2 separate regions of the Homo sapiens genome follow, and region 2 is linked to region 1. The links are chromatin loops, found by intact Hi-C in ENCODE. Cell type or tissue: Caco-2. All regions are shown on one strand. Each heading gives the region's core, and the rest is flanking DNA. Links, peaks and the distances in the headings are about the cores only. Region 1 has its middle 29 kb from the start of PANCR. Region 2 has its middle 130 kb from the start of ENPEP.

The links. Hi-C counts contacts between places; a loop is a spot of excess contacts. Peaks named below come from ENCODE experiments on the same cell type or tissue, not always from the same donor. Only the 100,000 strongest peaks of a DNase experiment are listed, where the experiment ranks them.
Region 2: it touches region 1 in a loop (5-fold over the local background); 2 of 110 quality-filtered maps call a loop at or near these places.

What each region holds. Positions count from the first base shown.
Region 1 is chr4:110,584,209-110,589,592 of GRCh38, forward strand. No RefSeq gene overlaps it. Among named protein-coding and RNA genes, the nearest start is that of PANCR, 29 kb to the right of the region's middle. RefSeq lists a silencer at 3,705-3,999. In Caco-2, for the core only: a CTCF peak has its summit at 2,202 (motif pointing left); no DNase peak of the experiment used is centred there.
Region 2 is chr4:110,342,138-110,347,521 of GRCh38, forward strand. No RefSeq gene overlaps it. Among named protein-coding and RNA genes, the nearest start is that of ENPEP, 130 kb to the right of the region's middle. In Caco-2, for the core only: a CTCF peak has its summit at 2,247; no DNase peak of the experiment used is centred there.

The DNA of each region.
Region 1 (5,384 bases), core at 287-5,286:
AAATAACATAGTATTGAATTGTAACCCAAATTATAAAATAAATATCCATGAGTCCATAGTGATATAAATAAATGTATAAATCAATAAATGGGAGACACAATCTCCTATGCAGAAGTCCAAATAAGTGATGTAGTTGCTTCTGCCTCAAGGAAGTAAGGCATAGCTATCCCTTCCTTAAAAGCAGACTGTGGGCCGGCGCGGTGGCTCACGCCTGTAATCCCAGCACTTTGGGAGGCCGAGGCGGGCGGATCACGAGGTCAGGAGATCGCGACCATCCTGACTAACACGGTGAAACCCCGTCTCTACTAAAAATACAAAAAATTAGCCGGGCGTGGTGGCAGGCACCTGTAGTCCCAGCTACTCGGGAGGCTGAGGCAGGAGAATGGCGTGAACCCGGGAGGCGGAGCTTGCAGTGAGCCGAGATTGTGCCACTGCACTCCAGCCTGGGCGACAGAGCAAGACTCCGTCTCAAAAAAATAAAAATAAAATAAAATAAATAAATAAATAAATAAATAAATAAAAGCAGACTGCGCAGAGTGACTTCCTCCCAAAAAATACAATAAAAAAAGGGAGTGGCGGGGGGAAGATATCTGGGCCAGGTGCAGTGGTTCGTGCCTATAATCCCAGCACTCTGGGAGGCCAATGAGGGAGGATCACCTGAGCTCAGGAGTTCGAGACCAGCCTGGACAAAAAAGGGACATGTAATCTCTACACAAAATGACAGTAAAGTGGAGAACTTGAGAAACAATACCACAGCCAGGTGTTCCAGATCAACATTAACAGTGACAAATCATATTGACGTGTACCCTTGATATGATATAATGAAGATGGCACTTTACTTCTGTGGCCATCCTCCACAAACCCATAACCCTAGACTAATCATGAGAAAAATATCAGACAAATCACAATTGAGAAACATTCTACAAAATGTCTGACCACTACTCAAAACTGTCAAGATTAAAAAAAAAAAAGTGAAAGTGTGAGAAACTGTTTCAACCAAGAGGAACCCAGGGAGCCCTAAAACAACTAAATGTAATGTGGTGTCGTAGTTGGGATCCTCGAACAGAAAAAGGATATTAGATAAAACCCAAGGTAATCTGAATGAAGTATAGACTTTAGCTAATAAAAATAAAATTCAATAACTATCAAATGTATGGATGATTCCTTAATAATACTTTTGTCCTTGCTAAACTTCTTTTTTTTTTTTTTTTTTTTTTTTGAGACAGAGTCTCACTCTGTCGCCCGGGCTGGAGTGCAGTGGCACCATCTTGGCTCACTGCAACATCCGCCTCCCTGGTTCAAGCGATCCTCCTGCCTCAGCCTCCTGAGTAGCTGGGACTACAGGCATGTGCCAACATGCCCAGCTAATTTTTTGTATTTTTAGTAGAGATGGGGTTTCACCGTGTTAGCCAGGATGGTCTCGATATCCTGACCCCATGATCTGCCCCCCTTGGCCTCTCAAAATGCTGGGATTACAGGCATGAGCCACCACACCTGGCCCGTCCTTGCTAAACTTATAGTGTGATGAATTAAAAAGAAGGTGAGCTTTGGCATCACGCAAATCAGATCTGCTCTCAGCTTCACTCCTTGGTTGCTGTTGAATTCTGAATGAGTTCCTTTTTTTTTTTTTTTTTTTTTGAGATGGAGTTTTGCTGTTGTTGCCCAGGCTGGAGTTCAATGGTGTGATCTCAGCTCACTGCAACCTCCGCCTCCTGGGTTCAAGCAATTCTCCTGCCTCAGCCTCCCGAATAGCTGGGATTACAGGCGACCGCCCCCACACCTGTATAATTTTTTTTTTTTTGTATTTTTAGTAGAGACAGGGTTTCACTATGTTGATCAGGCTGTCTTTCAAATTGCAAAAAGGAAAATTTGGTAACGGCAACCAAAAACACCGTAAGCCTATGTACTGTGCTGAAATACAAAAGCGTAAGCCCAAACTAAGAGTGTCTTTATTTTCTATTTGGATGCAAGCCAAAATCAAACAGAACTGACGTAGTGCCATTCTGCCTCTCCCAAGAAAGAAAGAAAGAAGGAAGGAAGGAGGGAAGGAAGGAAGGGAGGGAAGAGAGAGAGGGAGGGAAAAAGAACGGTTCGCGGGAAAAAGACATCAAATAACAGCAAAGAAATGCAGCTTCTAAAGTAATCTCCAGTTCCTTACTGGCTGTGAGGAAAAAAAACTTCTCACTGGATTAGTCCTGACATATTAAGAATTAAGAGCAGCCTCTAGTGGCAGATCAAAGATTTTACAAAGTAGCCTTGCAGAAACCAAAATGCCTTCTATTTTTTACTGCTTGCTCTAAGCAAGCTCAGAGCCAAATTAGCTCATCAACTTTTGCAAGTATGAATAATTTCACCCGGCTTTGAGTGTTCTTAATACTTATATTTTATTTATATTCTTTTTTATACGTAGTTTAGCTGGACTATTATAATATCATGGTGGGGTAGGATGTGGTGGGGGAGGATTTTTTTTCAAAGAACAAAGGATTGACTGAAGCCTAAATGAAGACAGATTTGATGAACTGAAGTTCAGTTCTCACTTAGCTTTTTCTGTCTCCTTAAATGAGGGTGATCAAAACTAGAAATATCCTAAGGAAAACAGAAATACCTGAGAAACAATGAATTTCCCTGAACTTCATCTTTCCAAAAGGAGCACCTTTCTCCAACACTGAATATGCCAAATGTCTCGTTTTACACACCTGCGTTTCTCCTTCCTCGGAACTCTATCATCCAAACCCTTGGTTTCTCATCACTTATGAAATTAAAAATAAATGAATAAATAAAATGTTCTTCCTCATCAGTTATTGCTACAAAGACGCTGTTATCTTGGGATAAACTCAACACGCCGTGATACGGTGTGAGGATTGCCTATCATGGCAGCTGTCCACTATCCAGAGAAACAATCAGAAAGTTTTAGGAACACCCAAGGGCAGATTTTTTTTCGTTTCAAATTTTCACAACGGACAGTACCAGGGAGCTGGGGGGAAACTGCTGAAAGCTGGGACACAAACGGGTGACTCAGGGTGGATAGAAGTCACCCCATCAGAGAGACCAAGGAACTTTACCTACCACCAACCACTTCCCTGGACTTTTTTGTTTGTTTGTTTTGACGAGTGTCTCTCTGTCGCCAGGCTGGAGTGCAGTGACGCCATCTCGGCTCACTGCAACCTCCGCCTCCCGGGTTCACGCCATTCTCCTGCCTCAGACTCCCGAGTAGCTGGGACTACAGGCGCCCGCCACCACGCCCTGCTAATTTTTTGTATTTTTAGTAGAGATGGGGTCTCACCTTGTTAGCCAGGATAGTCTCGATCTCCTGACCTCGTGATCCGCCCACCTTGGCCTCCCAAAGTGCTGGGATTACAGGCGTGACCTACCGCACCCGGCCCTTCCCTTGACTTTTAACCAGGCTTTTGGAGAAAGCGTGGAATAGTAAAAGGCCAAAACAATAGCCTCCCTTTCCCGGGTGTGGACACCCTTCCCGGTCCTCAGGAGCCTCAGAGGATCACCCTCTCCGCCCCTTCCTCTAGGGCCTCGCTTGGGAACGCAGCGAAGGCGAGGCCCGACCCTGCCTGGGACGCCGCAGCCCTGGCCCACCAGTGCTCCCAGCCCGCCTGTTCTCAGGATTCCGTGCGTCCAGCGTCGGGCTAGTGCCTCCTCCAGGTCAGAGCGCCGTTCCCTCTAGGATGCAGGAGCAAGAGATGTGCGCGGAAAGGTCCCCAGGACGAGGACGAAGCCTCAGGCTTCTCAAAATAAATGGCGCACTTGGCCTTGGAGGGAAAGGAGGAGGCCTCCGGGAAGGTGTGGAGGAGACTGGCAGCCTTGACAGCATCGAACTGGGTTCCGCCCACCGAGATTTCTGCCTCGAGGACCTTGCGGAGCAGCCACAGGCAGCCTCATGCGGGTGCCCAGCGTGCGGGACACGAGGCTTCTGCTCTTGGCGGGGTCCAGTGAACCCCAGGAAGGGCCTGGGCTGGGTGCCTGGGGCGAGGGTTGTTCTTGGCCTGGGACTTGGTCACGTCTCCATGGAAATATTGCTAATTGTTCCTTCACTTGAAAGACGAGACTGTAGACAAAATCTTTTTAAACCTTGACGGGCCTGTTACTCCCAAGAGCTTCTCTTCAAATTACTTGGAGAGAGAATGAACCATAAAATAATATTGCCTTCTTTCATATCCTTATATAATCATTTAATTTTTTAGAGCTTCTCTGCTTCTCTTACATGTGTGCTTTCAAGTAAATTAATCTAGATTATATTTTTTTATTAAAAATTCTTACCTCCTCATAGGAATGCTACATTGATGAATTAATATTTGCTAAGCACTTGGAAGGCGAAAACTACATAAAATTTGGTGGAATTACTCTATTATTATTGATACAGAAAAACAGTAACTTGATGGGACTGGTAACCGGGCTATTATTGTAAAAATGCTTTGCCTTTTCAGACAAAGTGGTGGAGTACAGAAATAATTATCCAGGTAATTCAAATTCCCCAGAAAATGCGGTCCTACTTGGAAGGAAAAGTGAATCTCCTCACTGATTTTGTTTTGTTCTTCTTTATTATTATTGTCACATTTAAGTTAATCACTTGTATAAATGTAATCACCTGGATAACTTTTCCATTTTGATTTCTCTTTCCTGTGATTTAAAATGAAGTAAGGCCAGATCTGCATTAACAAATTGAGAATTAAATAATACTTGTCCTTTTACAGCAGCCCCACTATTTTGATTTATATTCAGGTGTTGTAACAGCAATTTAAATACAAGTCCAATAATTTCAAATATCTTACATCTGTATGATTAGTTGCACAATATTTCTGACTAGTAGAGAGGAATAAGATTGATAATGTCTAATTTTTCTTAGGTATATGGTAACCAGAGCAAAGATAGGCATTATGGCTAAAATTAGATTTCCAGTTAAACTTACTTTCCCCAGAACACTTTTAATTATTAGGACAATTGCATTAATTCCCCTCTTTACTCTGCTAATGTCAACTTTGTCATAGGCCTCAACATCACATAGTACCAATAGTGTTTCAGAAATAATCTCAAGAGTTTTAGAAATAAATTACTTTTTCAACACAGAGTTTTTAAATGTAATGTTCTAAAATATCCAGTAAACAGCTGTAATCAACCATTATTAACTTTCCTGTTTTCAAGCACAGAAAACATTAAAATTTAATATCACAAAAGTAGGCCAGACCACTATCATCAACATAATAGTCATCATCACTTATAACATTTATTAAATTACTCAGTACAGGAGTGCCAGGAAATGAAATAATATTGTGACTTCACTAGAGGGAGCAATTCTTTTTAGTAAATTGTATTACTTAGTTCTATATATTTAGTCATCCTAGAGTGGATCTAGACATTTAACATAATTTGAG
Region 2 (5,384 bases), core at 218-5,217, 240 kb before region 1:
ACTGTAAATAGATAGATATTTTGAGGACCTTAGGTAATTTTGGATATGAATTGGATACTAAATTAATTATTATTGAAAATAAATTATTACTGAGTTAGGTACAGTAATAGTATTATAGTTAGGTAGAAAAATGCCCATATCTTTTAGGGTGGTACCCTGATACATTAAGGTTTAAGATGTCAGTAAAAATAGAAACAAATGTTAAAAATAATAATTGTTACATCTGGGTGATAGGTGTATTCTGACATTTTTTATAATAAAGTTAAAAATGTCAATTAAAGTGTACGTGTTTAGTAAAGAGGGAAAATATTTTTGGTGAGATTTTTACTGAAAGCCTTTATTTTTTCTTTTAACATCAGAGAAGATTTATATTTAGAATTCAGGAGCAATTTCCAGTGACAGATCACTTTAGCTTTTTCTGTCATTCAGTTAGAAGCTAGTGACATTTCAATCTGAATGAAAAATACTCTGAAATTGAAGGACCACCAAAGCACTCCTGAATCTAACATATTTTAAATACAAATGATTTCTGAAATTAAAGTAATTGATGGCAAAATCTGGTGAGGAGGCTGTCTTAGTTTTTGTTTGCTCTTGTAAGGCAATGATGGAATATTCAGTAATGGCTGTGTTAGCAGTCTCTCTTTTATGGTTATTGACTCTGTCTTCCACAGCTTGCTGCAGTAGTAGTGATAGTGACATGAGACAGACAAATTCCTAGGCAGACAGGGATGGGTCCCTGGTGAAACCAGACCTTCAAGCCAAAGCCAGTTTAAAATTTGAAAACTGAGAGGCTAGTTCAGGATAGAGCCCACGACTGAAGTGAGAACTTCTATTCCTGTCTTACCTTCTCCCTCCATTGGTTCCTTCTGGATAATGTCTTTTAACCAGTCAAATTGTGCTTTTTCCAAGCTTGCCCATGGACCAATCAGCACACACTCCCTCATTCTAAGCCCATAAAAACCCCAGACTCAGCCTCACAGGCAGCTATGTCTGCTTTTGGGGTTCCCTCTTGCAGCTGTGAGCTTTTCTTCTGTCACTCAATAAAATACTTCTCTGCGTTACTCACTCCGTGATGTCCACGCACATCATTCATCTTGGTTGTGAGACAAGAGCCCAGAACTTGCTGAGCTGCAGACAATGGCAATAAAAGAGCTGTAACATGCTCCTGCTCATGGGACCACAGGAGAAAGAGAGCTGTAACACCCCCCACCCCACCACCTCACCAAGCTGCAGGAACAAAGAGCTGTGACATTTCTGGAGGCTCAGATGTTGGGACTCCTTGAGCAAGAGCTGTAACACCTTTGGGGCACCACAGTTGCTATCATCTCTGAGTTTTTGGGTGCCACCATGTTCCCCTCATCTAGATGCTGGCACCCACCATGGAAGCTGATCACGGCATGCCCAGTCCAGCAGTGGGCTGAATGTGGAGCTGTGGCAGGAATGGGATCTGAGTGGGCATGAGCCAAGCACAACCTGCAAGGCTGAGCAGGTAGAGTGAGCCCAGTGGGCCCAAGCAAGGCCGGATAGAGGCAGTGGTGGCTACAGAGATTTCCAGCTGACAAAGCAGCACTCATGAAATCCTGTAACACTAGAGCCACACCCAAGTATGGACCAATATCAGGGTGGTAATTCTTCAAGATTAATATTCTGTTACAGGAATCACCAAGTCAAGTGGTACGGTCTACTGGCAGACAATCAAGTGCAGAATTTTCTCAGTTTGGTCATCCCAAATAATTAAGTCTAAATTCTGGAAGCCCAGGAGTGCAACTTGGTGGATGGAATTAGGGCAAGTCAAGAGAACCTATTAAAAAGGAATTAAATTGAAGTAATAATTAAATCAAATTGTGGGCAACAGTCCTGCTTTTTTCCCTGCAATGTTATAGGATGTTTAGTTCTTCCCCTGAATAAATTATTCAAGGCCATATTCACCTTGAGCCCTCTTGCCTTTCTTTTCAAAATCTCCATATTCTACTATAGTTCCAACAAATGGAAACCAGTATTACATTTTACATATTTTTAAGAGTTATTATGGCAGATTGAAATGAGCACAAGCTTTTGAGTTGGAGTCGGCCATGTTAAGTTTGTGTTGCAAGTTATACATAAAGGTGGAGTTATCCAGAAAGAAGTTAAAAATGTGGGACTGGAGATGGTGGTAGAAGTTAGGATTGAAAATCTTAGAGGCAGGGGTTGAAACTGTAAAAATGAAAGAGGCCTGGTGGTGGGGGTAGAGTGTAGGATATAGAATAGTATGGAACACACATGTTTGAACCTAGATGAAAAGCTCCATTTAAAAATAGCTAGAGAAATGAAGCATGAAAATTAGCCTCTGAAGAAGTAGGAAAGGCAGGAGAAAAACAACATAACCCAGAAAACCCTAGCAGTACCAGAAGTAAATGGTTTAAAAAAATATTGCATTATGGAGATGTGAGCTATAGAAAGACTATTGAGGAGGTTGGAGAAACTACTACTGAATCTGGCATTCAGGAGCTTATTGGTGATTCTCAAGGGAGGAAGATTTAAGGTATGACTAATTAGTAATTAAAAATTCCACCCCTGCTCAAGAACAGTAAATAGAGTTTTGTTTTGTTTTTAAATTTGAGATGTTTGAGTACATTTATAGGTCAAGGAGGATTCACAGAAAGGGGAAGAATGATGATGCAAACAAATGAAAAAAAGATGATGGATTCAAGAATTCAGAATGAGAAATTTTCTTGCAAGAGAGAAGGAGGAATATCCAAAGAAAATTTTAGTTTGCAAACTGAGGTGCTTATTTTGATATGATCTTTTTCTTCCTAGTGAAAATAAGAAGCTAGGAAGTTCTAATGAAGAGAAGGGGAGGTCATTTCAACAGCTATTAACAATTTTAAAATCTGTTTTATTTTTTCTTTAAGATTGGTGGAAGGCGTTTTAAGCTTTCATTTATAAAACGACTTGCCAAGATCACAAAGCTGGTATTAGAGCTGGCGCTAAGCAGTGTGGGGCTAGGGCTGGGAGTGATCATTGTATAGCAGTGAGTTTTTCTCTTCTTTTTATTTTCTTTTGTCTTTCTCATGTCTTTTTTCCTTCTTTCCTTTCTTCCCCCTTTCCTTCCCTTCTTATTTTCTTTTTTGAGTGGCTTTATTGAGGTACAATTATGAAATCACTCACTGTTTGTATAATTAGATGATTTCTAGGAAGCTCATATAGCTGGGCAACCATCATTGCAATCTGGGTTTAGGTCATTCCTATTACTCCAAAAAGTTGCTGTGTGCCATTTGCAATCAGTTTCACTCCCAACCTCAGGCCCAGACAACCACAGATCGCTTTCTATCTCTATGGATTTGCTTTTTCTAAAAATTTCATTTAATGGAATCATAAAATATCTGATCTTTTGCATCTGGCTTCTTTCTTTGCATTGTTTTTCAGGTTCATCATATAGCATGTATCAGTAGCTTTTTCCTTTTTCTTGCTGAATAATATTCTGTTGTATGGATCGACATTTTGTTTCTCCATTTCTTCCAGCAACATGAGTGTGTTCATTTCACAGGAACTGGCATCCTCTTCAAAAGAAATTAATAGATGATTCAATTGTGAAATATTTTCATAATTTCTGCTTTAGTTGACCTATAATTTCTTCCTTACACAATAGCCAAGATATTCTCATTTATATTATGAGGAGTGTATTATAAACATTTTTTTCTAAACTCATGCAATTCTTGAATACAAACTTCACAAATCCACTATTAAAGCCCTCCTAGTTTTTGGTGGAGAATAAAAGATAATGAGTTTCTCTGACATGCTTAATACTTCCTTCTGGAAATGAAGATTAGTTGATATTAACTGAACCAAGTAAACCAATTAAGATGATGATGATATGATTAAAACCCTTAACTGTATTTTACTTTTTACAAACTTTTATATCATTTCAGTCAATTCTTTTAACAGGCCCATTGTGGTATGCAGGAGTGGTATTTGAATCCTCATTACAGGTAATGAAACAGATTAAGAGAAGTTAAGAGCTAAAATCTCATAGGGCTGAAACTCAAACCTAAGTGCCCCGGTGCTGTTTATATTCCACCCACACACTATTCCATTCCCCATGTGTCTTGTCTTATTCTAGGTGTCTGTGTGTGTGTGTGTGTGTGTGTGTGTGTGTGTGTGTGTGTGTACGCATGTGCCTGTGGAGCCCAGTGCCAAATGAATATATGGGGCACCTTGTTAAAAATTATTGAGTATTTCAAGATGGCGACAGCAGAGTCTTAAACCAAATACAGGGCCCTTGTGAGCACAGGGTCCTCTTGGGCCACACAGGTTGTGTGCCCATGAAGCTGGCCATGAGCTTGTGAAAGAATGCCCTATTCAGGAAACTACTGGTAAGATTGGAGTGTCAGATGTGGAAGTAGAGAAGCAAGGCAGAGTTACTGCTCCCATCTATTTACTCTGAGATGGGAGTAGTAATATATAGAAGCCAGGCCACTAAAATTTTATGTTCCATGCTACTATTTTTAATGTATTCCAAAGGCAGAGAAAGTCACCTAATAATTTTAACTGAAAGAATTGCAATCACATTTATATTTTAGAAAAAAATCAATCTGATCTATATTTCAAGGACGGATTTTCAGGTGTGAAAATGAAAAGAGGAATATAAATTTGGGGAGAAATATCAGTATTCCAGGTTAGAGGAGAAGAGGGCCTCAAGGCAGTGGAATTTGAAATGCTGAAGAGGGGGTGACGTGGGGGATCCTGCTCCTTGCCTTTGAATGCCTTGACAGCCAGAAGCACTCTGGCACCTCATTGTGCCTCAGTCTGGAAAGTCCCTCCAGAGAGCAAGCTGGGGGCTGATGGTCAGGCTGACCACATTTGCATCCCTCCATTAGGAAGCATGGTGGTGGGCTGCCAATGTCTAAAAACAATCACTTCATGTATTTTTCCCAGTTTGAATTTCTTTTAGTTGTTGAAGGGCAAGTCCAGTAACAGTTTATTCATTATGGTTGAGTGGAAAACTGTGGTTTATTTTTAAATTTAGTAATTCAGTAGCTTCATCTGAGATAGTATTGCCCCCGGTGGGTTAGTTCTCCGACATCCTGGGAGTCATTTCTGGAGGGTGGTGGAATAAGAAAGCATTTTTAAAATATTAAATTAGGTATCAACTACCTTTCTATCTCTCTCTCTCTCTCTCTCTCTCTCTTTCTCTCTCTCACACACACACACACACGCACGCACACACACACATTCTTGAATGCTTTATAGAATGGGAGAAAAAGGCTCAGAACTACAGATTCATTCACATAATGTGAAGCCTATTTAAGTATACTCATGAATGTGTCACACATTTGAACTTCATCTTTTATGTGTAGCAACAGCAGATGTTGAAAGTATAACCCCAACGCAGACAGACATTATGG